Regions from separate parts of the Homo sapiens genome. Here region 1 is linked to region 2. A link is an interaction called in ENCODE POLR2A ChIA-PET data of the cell type or tissue named here. Cell type or tissue: Caco-2. All regions are shown on one strand. Each heading gives the region's core, and the rest is flanking DNA. Links, peaks and the distances in the headings are about the cores only.

The links. ChIA-PET counts read pairs that join two places held together with the same protein. Peaks named below come from ENCODE experiments on the same cell type or tissue, not always from the same donor. Only the 100,000 strongest peaks of a DNase experiment are listed, where the experiment ranks them.
Region 1: POLR2A ChIA-PET joins it to region 2 with 9 read pairs; 2 of 35 experiments call an interaction of 5 or more read pairs at or near these places.

Annotation. Positions count from the first base shown.
Region 1 is chr3:55,966,011-55,972,307 of GRCh38, reverse strand. All of the region lies in intron 12 of ERC2 (ELKS/RAB6-interacting/CAST family member 2), which reads left to right. Among named protein-coding and RNA genes, the nearest start is that of MIR3938, 120 kb to the right of the region's middle. In Caco-2, for the core only: no CTCF peak of the experiment used is centred there; no DNase peak of the experiment used is centred there.
Region 2 is chr3:56,051,380-56,057,676 of GRCh38, reverse strand. All of the region lies in intron 7 of ERC2 (ELKS/RAB6-interacting/CAST family member 2), which reads left to right. Among named protein-coding and RNA genes, the nearest start is that of MIR3938, 200 kb to the right of the region's middle. In Caco-2, for the core only: no CTCF peak of the experiment used is centred there; DNase peaks (open chromatin) are centred at 1,526, 2,606 and 3,716.

The DNA of each region.
Region 1 (6,297 bases), core at 774-5,773, 85 kb after region 2:
GTTCTGCACATGTATCCCAGAACTTAAAGTAAAATTTTAAGAAAATCACAAATAAAAAGCATTTTGTTATCATTTCCCAGCTCCATGTTTCTCCCTTTCACTAAACTTTGAATGGTCTAATGATAAAGATGATAACTTCTTTGTTTTTGTGTTCTCAATGCCTGACCCATGGCTCATGTTTCAGAAATATTTTGTTGGATGACTAGGTGGATGGATGGATGGAAGGATGGATGGAATGATAGGTACATAGATTGGCATCAGGGAAGCCAAATGGGAGCTATTTCAGTGTCTGGACAATGAAAACAAAGGCATGAACTGAGCTAGTATCAATAAGAATTGAGAGGAGGTAACTATTTTGATAGATATTTTAAATTAAAATGGTAGAGCACAGTGATCTATTGTGTGTGATGTTCTGGGAATATGGAAGACTCACTCCTCTTTGACTCCCAATCTTGGGTGGTTTAATGAAGATAAAGGGTACAGAAGAAGGAGGGTGATTTTGGCTATGAGGAGGCAACAGTTGAGATTTTAATTTCAATATATTAAGATGTATGTAGGATATCCAGGATTGTTCAACAGACATTTGAAAATTTGAGAAAGGTACTGATCCTTACTCCTCCACCACCCAGAGGGTGATTTCAGTTCCTTTCTGGCATTCCTTCTTTCAGCTCCATTCTCTCTCTCCAGCCCCCTTCTTCATACCCCAATCTATATGTTACTGACATGGAAAGATGTCCAAGACATACTGTAAAATGTATAGTATTGTCCACTGTATTTTTAAAGATGTGTCTATGCTTGCATTATGCCTAAAAAATTTCTAGAAAGATTGACAGAAAACCCTTAACAGTGAGAGTGGTTTATTGGGGAAGATGGAGGGACAATATAAGTTTTCTTTTTATAAACTTTTTTATAGCATTTAATTTTTTATTACTAGCATTTGTAATTTTTTAATTAAGATATATTTGCATACCATAAAATTCACCCTTTTAAAGTGTATAATTAAGTGATTGTTGGTATATTCACAAGGTTGTGCAACCATCACCACCCTCTAATTCTAGAATTAAAATTTAATCACCCCAGAAAGAAACCCCATACCCATTAGCAGTCACTCCCCTCTCCCTCATTTATTCCCTCTTTCCCCCAGCCCCTGGCAACGACTAATCTAAGTATTTGAGTATTTGAGACCTTTTATTTAATTGGGATTATATATTATGTGTTTTTGTGTGACTGACTTCTTTTACTTAGCATAATGTATTTGAGTTTCATCCATGTTATAGTATGTATCACCATCTCATTCCTTTCTATTGATAATATTCCATTGTGTGGGTATACCACATTTTGTTTATCTTTTCATCAGTTGATTGACTTTTAGGTTGTTTCCAGTTTTTAGCTGATATGAAAAATATTGCTATGGACATTCATGTGCAAGTTGTTGTTTGAATATATGTTTTCACTTCTCATGGCTGTATATCTGCAAGTGGAATTGCTGTGTCCCGTGGTAACTATGTTTAGCTTGTTGAGGAACTGCCAAATTGTATTCAAAAGTGGCTGTGCCATTTTACATTCCCGCTAGCAATAAATAATTGTTCTAAATTCTCTGCATTCTCACCAACACTTCTTCTTATTTTTCTTTTTGACCATAGCCATCCTATTGGGTATGAAGTGGTATCTCATTGTGGTTTTGATTTACATTTTTCTAATGACTAGTGAGATTGAAGATCTTTTCATGGTCTTATTGGCCATTTGTATATCTTATTTGGAGAAATGTCTATTCAAATTCTGTGCCCATGTTTAATTAGGTTATTTGTCTTTTTATTGTTGAGTTGTGGTATTTATATATTCTAGATGCTAGACCCTTATTAAATATATGACTGTTAGTTTTTCTTGTATATTAGTAATTTTTATTACTAATACTACTATAGTAATTAGTAATATTACTAATTAGTAATTATTAGTATTTGATATGTCCTTTTAAAATCCTGTTTAATACACAATACTAAATTTTTTTAATAAGTTGTAAAGGGAATAGTTTTAAAAATTTTGCTCTCAGAGAAAGTAAGTTGATTTGTGATTTGTTATTTGCGCTATTATAATTAAACATGTTGTTTACAAATAAATTACTAGCTGACAGCTTTATATTGGCACTGCTTTTTTGATGGTTCAATGAGGTACTACATTTTGCCAAAACTTTAAAATAAAGCGAACCTTGACCCCAAACATATATGCTCCTGCAACACACATGCGGCCATTTATATGAAATAAATGCTTCCTCTCTTTTGGTAATGTCTTAGTTACCTTTGAAATGGATGCTTACCTTGAATATTTGCTTAGTTTTTATGTCTACCAGTGTGACTGAACTTCAAAATTTGAGCTACTTCCAACCAAATAATTTGCCCATTTAAATGCTCAGGGTATGGCCTCATTTTATAGTGCCATAAAATGAAATTTAAAAAGCCTCTCCAGAGAGCTGTGATTACCATTTTTTTCTTTAGTTGTTAGCCAAGCTAATAAATATTCTTAGCAGTTCTGTCATCGTATGTCATATAAAACTAGATCTAATGATCAAACCTAAGAGAGGATCCCAAGCACTACAGCCTTCTGTGTGGCTCTAGAGGAAGAAGCAATTCACCTGATCATTAGACCCTTGGGTTTTCGGAAGCAGGACTTAACACTCAACCCTGAAAGGGGTGTATGGAGGTGCTCTTGCAAAGGCTGGCTTACTGCAGGTCAACTGGCTGCTTAGGGAAGTGAAGGTAGAACCATGTGGCCCTGTGATGCTATGTGTTCTTCAGTTGTCACTGCAGAGACATTTGGCTGGGACTGGAGATGGTCATACTGGCTTCTCTCTTCCTGTATATACAGTGGTGAAGGGTGTGTGTGTGTGTGTGTGTGTGTGTGTGTGTGTGTGTGTGTGTATGTGTATAAAATTCCTGACCAGCGACTTTCCAGTTTTCCAGCTTTTCTGGCTCTCCAGCATACCATCTTGGGTTCTATAGCACATGATCTCTCTTTCCAAAAGTATCCATTAAAGCTTGGGACCTTTCTCAAATTTTTGACAGCCAGTAATTCATAAAGGAAAAATGAATTAAGTCCATTTTACCTTTAATTTTCTCCTGTAGGGCAGGAGAGTTGTTTGGAAGTGATTGCTGCAGGCTGTTAAGACAGCTACTTAGCTTTCAGGGCTGGCAAGAGAAGGATGAAAAGTAATGAGTTAACCTGCTAAGAATTTGGCCATTTTAATCATTCGAGTCTGGGTATACTTTGTCTCCATTTATACTGACTGGGGAAACAGTTATCTTGATAAGCAAGGATTTATCTCACCCTCACCTCTCAGTGGCTGCCTGGATTCCGAGTAGAATAGACCCCTTTATGTAGCAAGGGGAATGGGCATGTTTTTTATGAGTTAGAAAAAGAAAAAAAGCCATTGGTATTTTTTTAAAGTTCTTATCAGCAAAGAGCATTACTGAGAAATCCAATAGGGTAGTGATGACATTCAATTTTATTTGTACCAGGAATGCACAGATGGCTGGAGTTAGCAGCTATTCATTTTTAGCACATATCTCTCATTATTGTTAATGAGAATTACACAGACCTATCAAAGGGCGGAAATAGAGGAGAGTCAGTAGTATCAAATAAACGTGTATCATTTTTGTGCAAAGGTCACATACTTTGAATAATTCCTTTCTGTAATTGTAGCTTCCCATTGTTAGTTTATTCTTGTTGAATTTGTGTGTTGTCATGGTGTTTTTGACGGCCTGGAGAAAAGCATTTCAGCAAACTGCACAGGTCTGAGACTTATAATTAGTCATTGCAGCTTGTGGGCTCTTACGCAAATAGCTCAATCGAGATGTGTTTTTATGTAAAAGTTTCTCTTGATTAATTGCCCAGGAAATGCCTTCAGTTCATAGAGATTTCTAAATCTATATCAGAAATATTCTACTCCCAACAATTTGTTCGGTGAGAAAACTGTGATTCTTTTTCTGAGTCATCATGTTTTCAGGTGTTGCCAGGAGTTTTCTTTTAATCAGTTTCCTTCAAACAGCAACATAGAAAATAAACATCAACAGCCAGGGAAATTACTGTTCCTTGTCATTTCACTTCTACATTTGGAATGTAAGCCAATACTCTGATTTTCTAGAAGATCCATATTAAAATATAATGTTAAAAAAAGAAAATAATAGAAAATCAAGTAATTAAAAATATAAGGAAAGCAGATTTGAGTTCACTATGAAACAACAAGTTATTAAGAATTTGACACTTTATTTTTGAATAGTATCTGTTTTGTGGTGCTATATATACCACAGACTGGGTAATTTATACTGAACAGAAGTTTACTTCTCACATTTCTATAGGATGGAAAGTCCAAGATCAGGAAGCTGGCATCTGGTGAGGGCCTTCTTGCTGCTTCAGCCCATGGTGAAAGGCAGAAAGGCAGAAAGGCAGAAAGGCAAGAGAGGGCAAGAGAGTACAACAGAAACGGTGAGAGAGGGCTGAACTTGTCCTTTCATAAGGAACCCACTCCCAGGACAACAGCATTAATCCATTCATAAGGACGGTGCCTCCATGACCCAAACACCTCCCATTAGGCCCCCACCTTCCAGCATTGCTGCATAGGCGATCAAGTTTCCTACTCATGAACTTTGGGGGACACATTTAAACCACAGCAGATAAAATGTTGCTTTCTTCATGGGTTGGGCTTTGAAGATGTTGATTTCATAAGGGTTTTCAGTTTCTTCAGCTGAGAAAGGGGCAAGTTTTTCTTATAAATTTCTTCTTTGAAGGAAGAATTCTGATTTTATAAGGTACAACAAGAAATAATTTAGGATTTATACCAGAAAAAGGGCCTAATAGTAATCAGAATCACTGCATGGGCTGAGAAATACGAGGTTGAGACCCTATCATCAGGAAAACACCTAATTTTTGCAAATCAGTTCCTTTTTTCTGCTTTATCTTGAATCTTAATGAAATATTTTTCATATTCATCTAATTAGTGTTGGTGTTTTTCTTAAAAAATTTGACTTATTACCTACTAGTATAGAAAAATCCATCTATACAATATGACTTTAAATTATTTCTCATTTCTAAATTATGCTACAGCTACATTTAATAAAGAGTTATCCATACATTATCCCATAGGAATTTTCGAAAACTTTAGTTATTTCTCAAATCTCAGCTATTCACTGATAACGTTTCCTTAGATGCTGTATGAAGAATGTTAGAGTAAGCTTACTCCTGTCTGTCTATTTTCAAGGAGTATCAGATAGTTTTTAGTCTTTGCAATGTCTCTGTTATACAGAAGGCAGAGCCTACATGTAAAAGAGAGATGCCTCACAAGCACTGTTTAGGGATATGTGTGTGTGAAATAAATATAAATATATATGTATGCATGTGATTGTGTGTTTGTCCTCTGATGGGAAAAAATGGGTATTTACTGAGTTTTCTGTGGTGAGAAGGAGAGAAAGCACTTGGAACAGCCCATGGTGGGTGGGAGTCATGTAGCTTTGGATAAACAGTCTTACAGCTGCCCAGTGAATTTTTTCTTTTTGGTGGTAGGATTATCATGGTTAGCTCTGATAACAGGGAATTAGGAAGTGTGGTAAATCAGAGGTATTCAGTTAGGAAAGTGACATGAATTTTGGAGTCTAATAGATTGGGGTGGAGCTCCAGCACTGCCTCCCTCTAGCTAGATGAGCCTTCTAAGCACGTTGCTTTCCTGCTCTTCCTCATTTTTCTGGTCTATGTAATATCTATGTCATAAGATTGTCGTGAGGATTAAATGAGGTGTATATACAACATGAACATTGCCTGGTCCAAAGAGATGCTGATCAAATGCTACATTCTATGGCATACATGCTTAGGCACCTGAGTTGGAGATCCTAGTGGCTGCTCTGTGGGTTTTAGATAGGGTAACATTCCTAAATGTTTGGCCACCCTGCCCCTGGGAGCTCTAGAAACATTGCCATCCAGGTGGAAACTAGAAAGGGCATGAAAAACTGTGGGTACCCAGGATTTTCATGAATCCCACTAGGTAAAGTTCCTGTCATGACTCTAGTATGGAGGATTATGTCCATTGAGGAAATAGGCTTGGTCAAGAAGAGGGAAGGCTTATGTTCCAGGGGTCAGGAATCTGTACATGGGCTCTCAAGACTTATTTGACCCTAGCCCCTTGTTTGTTGGTTTTGTTTTTGTTTTTTGGTAACGTTATTAACATACCCTAGAGCTAGTACTGGTAGAACGCTATTTGGAAACCACTGGGTTAGGAAAAATATGTCATCAAGTGAAACTGAAACAGGTGAC
Region 2 (6,297 bases), core at 858-5,857:
TGAAATACAATGAATGATTATCTTAATCTTCACAACACCCACATGTCAGTGAGGTAGGTACTGTTTGGATTCCAGTTTAACAGATGAAAACAAGGTTCTGGGAAGTTGCTTTGGTACTGCATTTTAGGTACATCTTAGGCGAAAGAACCATGCAGCTATGCCAGAACACAACCCAGTCAGCTGGGGTCTTGATGGAGGCTTTCTAATTAAGAAGAATACAACTGTTCTGAAGATTTTATAGGCCCAAAGCAAAACCAAGAAATGAGTAAGCAATGTGGGGCCTGATGCTGACACATTACAAGAAAGAAAGAAAAATTAAACAAGAAATGTTAAGATAAGGAGTTATTATTTAATAGGTACAAAATTTTAGTTTTGTAAGATGAAAATCATTCTGTGGATGGATGGCAGTGATGACTGCACAGCAAACAATATGAATGTACTTAATGCCCCTGAAGTGGACACTTAAAAATGGTTGAGATGGTAAATCTTGCTTGTATATTTTACTGTAATTAGAAATAAAATATAAAAAATAAGTGTTAAGATTTAGAGCCATTGTTTAATGGTGTGTTTGTGGGGGAAGGAGGAGAAGGTAAGAAATAAAAGGATCTTATTGGGGAAATGGGAGGAAGAAAAGACCTGAGGTTAAATTTTGGCTTATCTCTTTTTTAACTATGTAGGTTAGACAAGTTCCTTACCCTTCTCAACCTTAGTTGCCCCCATATCTGTAATGAACATGATCATGGTACCTACCTCGTAGAGAAGCCATGAGGATTCATGGAGAATGAGTGAAAAGAGCTCAGTACAATAACTGGCGCCTAATGAATCCTTTTTTAAAAAAGAGTATGCCTATTGACCAGGGAAGGTGTCTTCATTCATTCCAGTCTCTTAATATATTGATTGGCTTTTCAATAAAGCAGTTAAGTGCAGGATTGAGAGCTCTAAGAGACCAAAACCGGTCAGAGAGCACTTGTCACATCATCTCGTCTATTCTCAACTCAGAGGGTATTAAGTAACGTCCAGCTATTACCAGCACAGATCTCTCAGGTCTTAAAGATTGACACCTATGTCCAAGTAGTGCTAGGAGGCCCCAACTCTCTCACAAGGCCCATACATAATAATGTATGATACATAATACATACATATTTGGGAAACAGATTTTGTCCAGATCAGCTTCAAGGACATGACCTGGTCAGTGTTGTTCATTTGTGTCTTTCTTTTCTGAGGTGGTTGGTGGAGAGGCCACTGAGTTGTAACTTTTCCTTTCTTATCTGGGGCACTGAGAAGTAGGTTTCTCCTGTTTCTCAAGAGAAACAAAGTCATAGCAAGCATGCAACACCCTCATGACATTGAGGAAACTATAAAGACCAAATGACATTTCATGTCTTCTTTCCCTCTCTTTATGGGGACTTTCATAAATTATCTCTTAGCAATTGAGCAGACCAAACCTTATGTCCTCTAGGGACAGGTGTTCAAAAGCATTTGTCTCCAGATGAAGGAAGAATTGTCACATGGCAAAGGTTAAGCTCTTGGTCTGGTGAGACAGGATGGACTGAGGGTTATGTGGACATCACTCAGTAAACATTATTACATACCAGAGATGAATTTGCTGGAAAGCTAATGGTGCTTAAGTTCATGCCCCCTCCTTTGCACAAGTCTCTTCCAAAACTCTGGCAGTGTATTCTCATGTTTATGTTTTTGTAAATTTTGCAAAAGTAAGATTTTTCTTTAAAGAAACCCCCCTTCCACACTCCTATCAAATTCAGGCCCCATGAAACCTGGAGCCACCCAGGCTGTTATTTGTTGTTGAAATGTGGGCAGACAGAACCAACCACAATGTGGCAATTCTCAGCATGAGGGCATGCAAGTGCAGATAGAGAGAGGGGAGACTGAGAGTGGGATTGGCCAAGAAGTTGGGATGGAATGAATTCACTGAAAATAAGAAGAGTCTCTCTGCAGCTGTGTTGTACTAATGATGGGGCTGATAGGCCCCCGGAGAGTGGCAGATTTGGAAGCCAGCCTCCATTACCTCTGCAGTTTGTCTGTCTCGCCTGTTATACGGGACATTCTAGTAGGAAAAGCTCTGCTTGAGCTCTTCAGGGCAGACTTAATGACTAACGTCTTTTAAGTAAAATTTCCTCTGAACAATAGGAGCTAAGGTTGTATATCAGAACCAGACATAAATATATTTGGCCATGGATTACAATAAAATTTACTGGTGCTAAAGATAATCAAACCATTTCACTTTCCATGTATTTTATTGTCTGAAAAAAAAGTGATATCACTCCTTGGAAGGGAGGAAAATGACTTGCTTCATTTGCTATTCTGCTGGGAGTGAAAATCTCTGAAACTCAAAGGCAACTATGACTGTCTTTTCTCCCCTAAGTCTGCCCTCCCCATCAGGGAATACTGCCATCCCAGCTAGAAGGCACCAGCTCAGGTTGTTCTTTCAGCCTACCCAGGTTTTACAGCACAAAAGCTGTATGGCATTCTCTTTGCTAGCTGGTGGAAAGAGGCAAACTGTTGAGCAGATGTTGATTAACGGGGCCCAGGTCGCCGTGTTTGGCATTTCAGTTTAAGTTTAGTGGGGCTTTGATAGTGTATACACAGAGGGCCTGTGTCTCGCCTGAGGTAATGAATGCTGCAACCTAACACGCGCATTGTCTTTCCGAGCCTCAGTGTTGCAATATTGAATTACATCGCACTGCCATGAGGGCTGTGAGCCTCTGAAGACCGACATTTGGCCCATGTCAGATCTTAATCGCTTTTTGATATAAGACTACATATACAGAGCATGAGGGCAATTTTTGAATGACTTAATAAAAATGGAAGCATCTTGAAAACAGGCTTTTGATTGTTACTGCAACAGTTTTCTCCAACTTGCTTGCTTGAGTGTTGGCAAAGCAACTTGATTGTAAATGCCTTTCTAAAAGAGATGACCCATATTTTATCCACAGACAGTATATTGAACTAGGGACTTACTAGTTGTATGGACTGAGTCAAGTTGTTGTATCCCTTGAAGCCGCAGTTTGCTCATCGATAAAATAAGAACACAGTATCTTTTCCATAGGATTATTAGGAGAATGAAATGATACAATGGATGTTAAAAGTATCCAGCAGGGGGGACAAGGTACCCAACAGAGATGATAGGACGTAATAGACATTTGATACGTTATATAGCCAATCATATTTAAATATGCTATCATATATATGAAAGGCATTTATTCAGTAATATAGCTGTATTCCCATCATGTTCCACATCTAGACTTCATTCATATGTTATCTCAAAATTGGGTGCAGTGGTTTGAAATGGAGCTATCTCTGGAATTTTTACTTTGAAACCCTTGAACTAAATCTCCCCCGTTCAACGATGTTTGTTTTTCCTTATTCCAATTCAAAGCAGATTCATCACTCTGGCCCATGTGTGGGCACAGTCCTGCTATTTCTCTTTAAGCACTGCCTGACATTTCCTAAAAAGCAATGGGTCGGGAGGCAGGTACTGTACACAATTTTAGTAAAAGACCAACTTTATATCATTCTCTGTTTTTCCAGAGAGTATAACTTTAAGCCTAAGAACAAAATGGGTGTAATAATTGCCATATAATTGCCAGCTGTTAGCAAAGTTTAACTTACTGGGAACTTGAAGGAAGTGTTTACAGATGATTCAAAGGTGTGCTTTTGAATAAATGATCTCAGCCTATTCGGGGTGGGGGTGGACCATGAGCTGCAGCTGGTCTGTCTGCGTCTTTGTATCTCCTGTAACTTTGAGGAGGTTACAGTTTTATTGCCTGGAATTAAGAGGGGAGAAATGTAAACTGCTTCAAGAGCTTTGAAGTTTTGGTTTTAAGGGTTAGGCTGGTTAAGGTTTTACTTAAAAAAAAAAAGTCAACTTCTTCTTAATGATGCCACCTTACATTGCGAAGGGGACTTATAATTTTCATAGTACACATGTTTTTCCATTTGATCCCTTCCGTAAATCCAGTGGAGTCATCGGGGCAGCTATTATGCCCATTTTTGTAGATAAGGAAGCTGAGGTTCTAAAGTGGCTAAACGGCTTGATTGAGATCCTGAGATAGAAAAGCAATGGGAATCAAGTTTTCTGGCTTCCAGTAAATAATGATTCCAACAATAATTGTAATGGCAAGGACATGTAAAAGATCAGGAAAATGTTTTATATGTCAGTTGTTGAGCTAAGTTCTTGATGTGTGTAACTCGGGTGCCACCTGAGGTCATCCTGTCCTTTGAGATGTAAATACAGCTTACATGTTCTACCCCACATCCAGAAAGAAGCCCATTCCTCCCCACTTCTCCCCATCCCTCACAGTCTCCTCTTTCCAGAATGCCCTCCAGGTGTGAATTTCCATCCCCGTTATACTGCTCACTTACACCTCTTTTCCCTGTGGGTCTGGTTGTTCAGTTTACCCACTCGTGGCACACAGCCTCTTCCCTTTAACTTCTCCTCTTACCACTCACACAAGGCATGTGGGCTGAGCAGTCTTTCCTGAAACCTTAGGTTGGGAGAGCAGGGCTTATAATCATAACAAGGAGGACTTGAGAAAGTGGAGCATCAGGCTTCCTTGATTCTGCACAAAGCTGGTGCTGCCTCGCCATGTGGAGTTTTTCATCAGTCACTTTGCCTGCTTGTTTCAGCAGCTTGCCATGTGTTCAGCTTCTTCCCTTACCTACTTTTTTCCTTGGCCCACCTGACTACCTTTCTTCACACTGTCAGTCCTACCCCACCTGAAGAGTGTGGGAAAGATGAGAGGCTGGAGGTGTGGTCTGTCAGGAGGCAGAGGAGCATGAAGACACTTCAACTCCACTATTTTCAGATAGGGTAGGGCTGACAGTCCTATGATTATGTGGGAAAGATTAGTACTACTAATAGTGGTTCATACTTCCCTAAGCAACAGCAACACTTCTCTCAAAATGCAACTCGGGTCCCAGCTCTTAAAATTCCATTTCCCCCTTGCTTTCTACATTTGCATTAACTCTTGTAGCTGCGATAACTACCTTCTGGGATAGGTGTTACTATTATCCCATTTTACTGTGGATAAAATGAGGCTCAAAGACATTAGCTAACCTGCCCAACACACACAGAATTTAAATATCTCCTCATATTCACTGGTCTGAGGGTCATCAGATGTTTTCTTAAAGGGCCAGATGGCCTCCATTGCAAATATTCAGTTCTGCCATTTGTAGTACTACAGCAAGTATAGATATTGGCTGGGTTTCAATAAATTCTGTTTACAAAAACAGGTGGTGGGCCGGAAACTGGCCTGTGGGCGGGAGTTTGCTGACCCTGCGCATTAGCATACTGCTGCCTTTTCCCGTAATACTGGCTCTCTATTTAATGTCTCTAAAACCTAAAGTGGATTGAGAACAGAATCCAGGACAGAATCCATGTGGCCACATCATTTTGAGTTCTTTTTCTTTTTCTGGCTGAAAGCATCTTGTAGCTTTTCACAGAGCAAACAGGTCTGCAATGACTGTTAAGCTACCCATAGGGCATCCTTGATGGCGCTTCCTCTGAACTTGGTTGGAGACATGCTGGGATTTTACAGTCTGGGCCAACAGCACATTACTAGAATTGTGTGACTGTTTTTTGTAGTTTCTTTTAAAGCGAAGTGGACAGTGCATGCACTGCCTATATTTCTCAAAGTCTGGTTTTCTCTCTGGGGCCACAAGGACCTAAGAGAACATAGTTTATACTCAATTTATTGTGTCTAAACAACAGCAGGAGTTGCTATTTTCTACATCTTAGGACACTAACTCTGACAAATAAATGTGACCAGGTTAAATTTGTGTGTGTGTGTGTGTGTGTGTGTGTGTGTGTGTGTGTGTGTGTGTGTGTGTTTGAGATGGAGTCTCACTCTGTCGCCAGGCTGGAGTGCAGTGGCGCGATCTCGGCTCACTGCAACCTCTGCCTCCTGGGTGCAAGCAATTCTGCTGCCTCAGTCTCTTGAGTAGCTGGGACTACAGGCACACACCACCATACCCGGCTAATTTTTGTATTTTAAGTAGAGATGGGGTAGCTGCCCAGTGTATGGTGTTGATGGAAGTCAGTGTCCTGTTTTGCTTAAGTCTGGTCTCATCTCTGAGCTCTGGTTCTCAAGATTGATGTTGAAAACAAAGATATCTTCTCTCTGCAAGGATGATTTAAAGAAACACTGAAAACGACTTTTCACTTCTTCTTTTTTGGCATTTCAGTATCTTACAAGTGACCAAAGGTTGTCTCCCTCTCTCTCTGCACTCCCACCCCCTTTTTTTCTAAAAAATATGTGTGAAGGCAGTCCATCATTA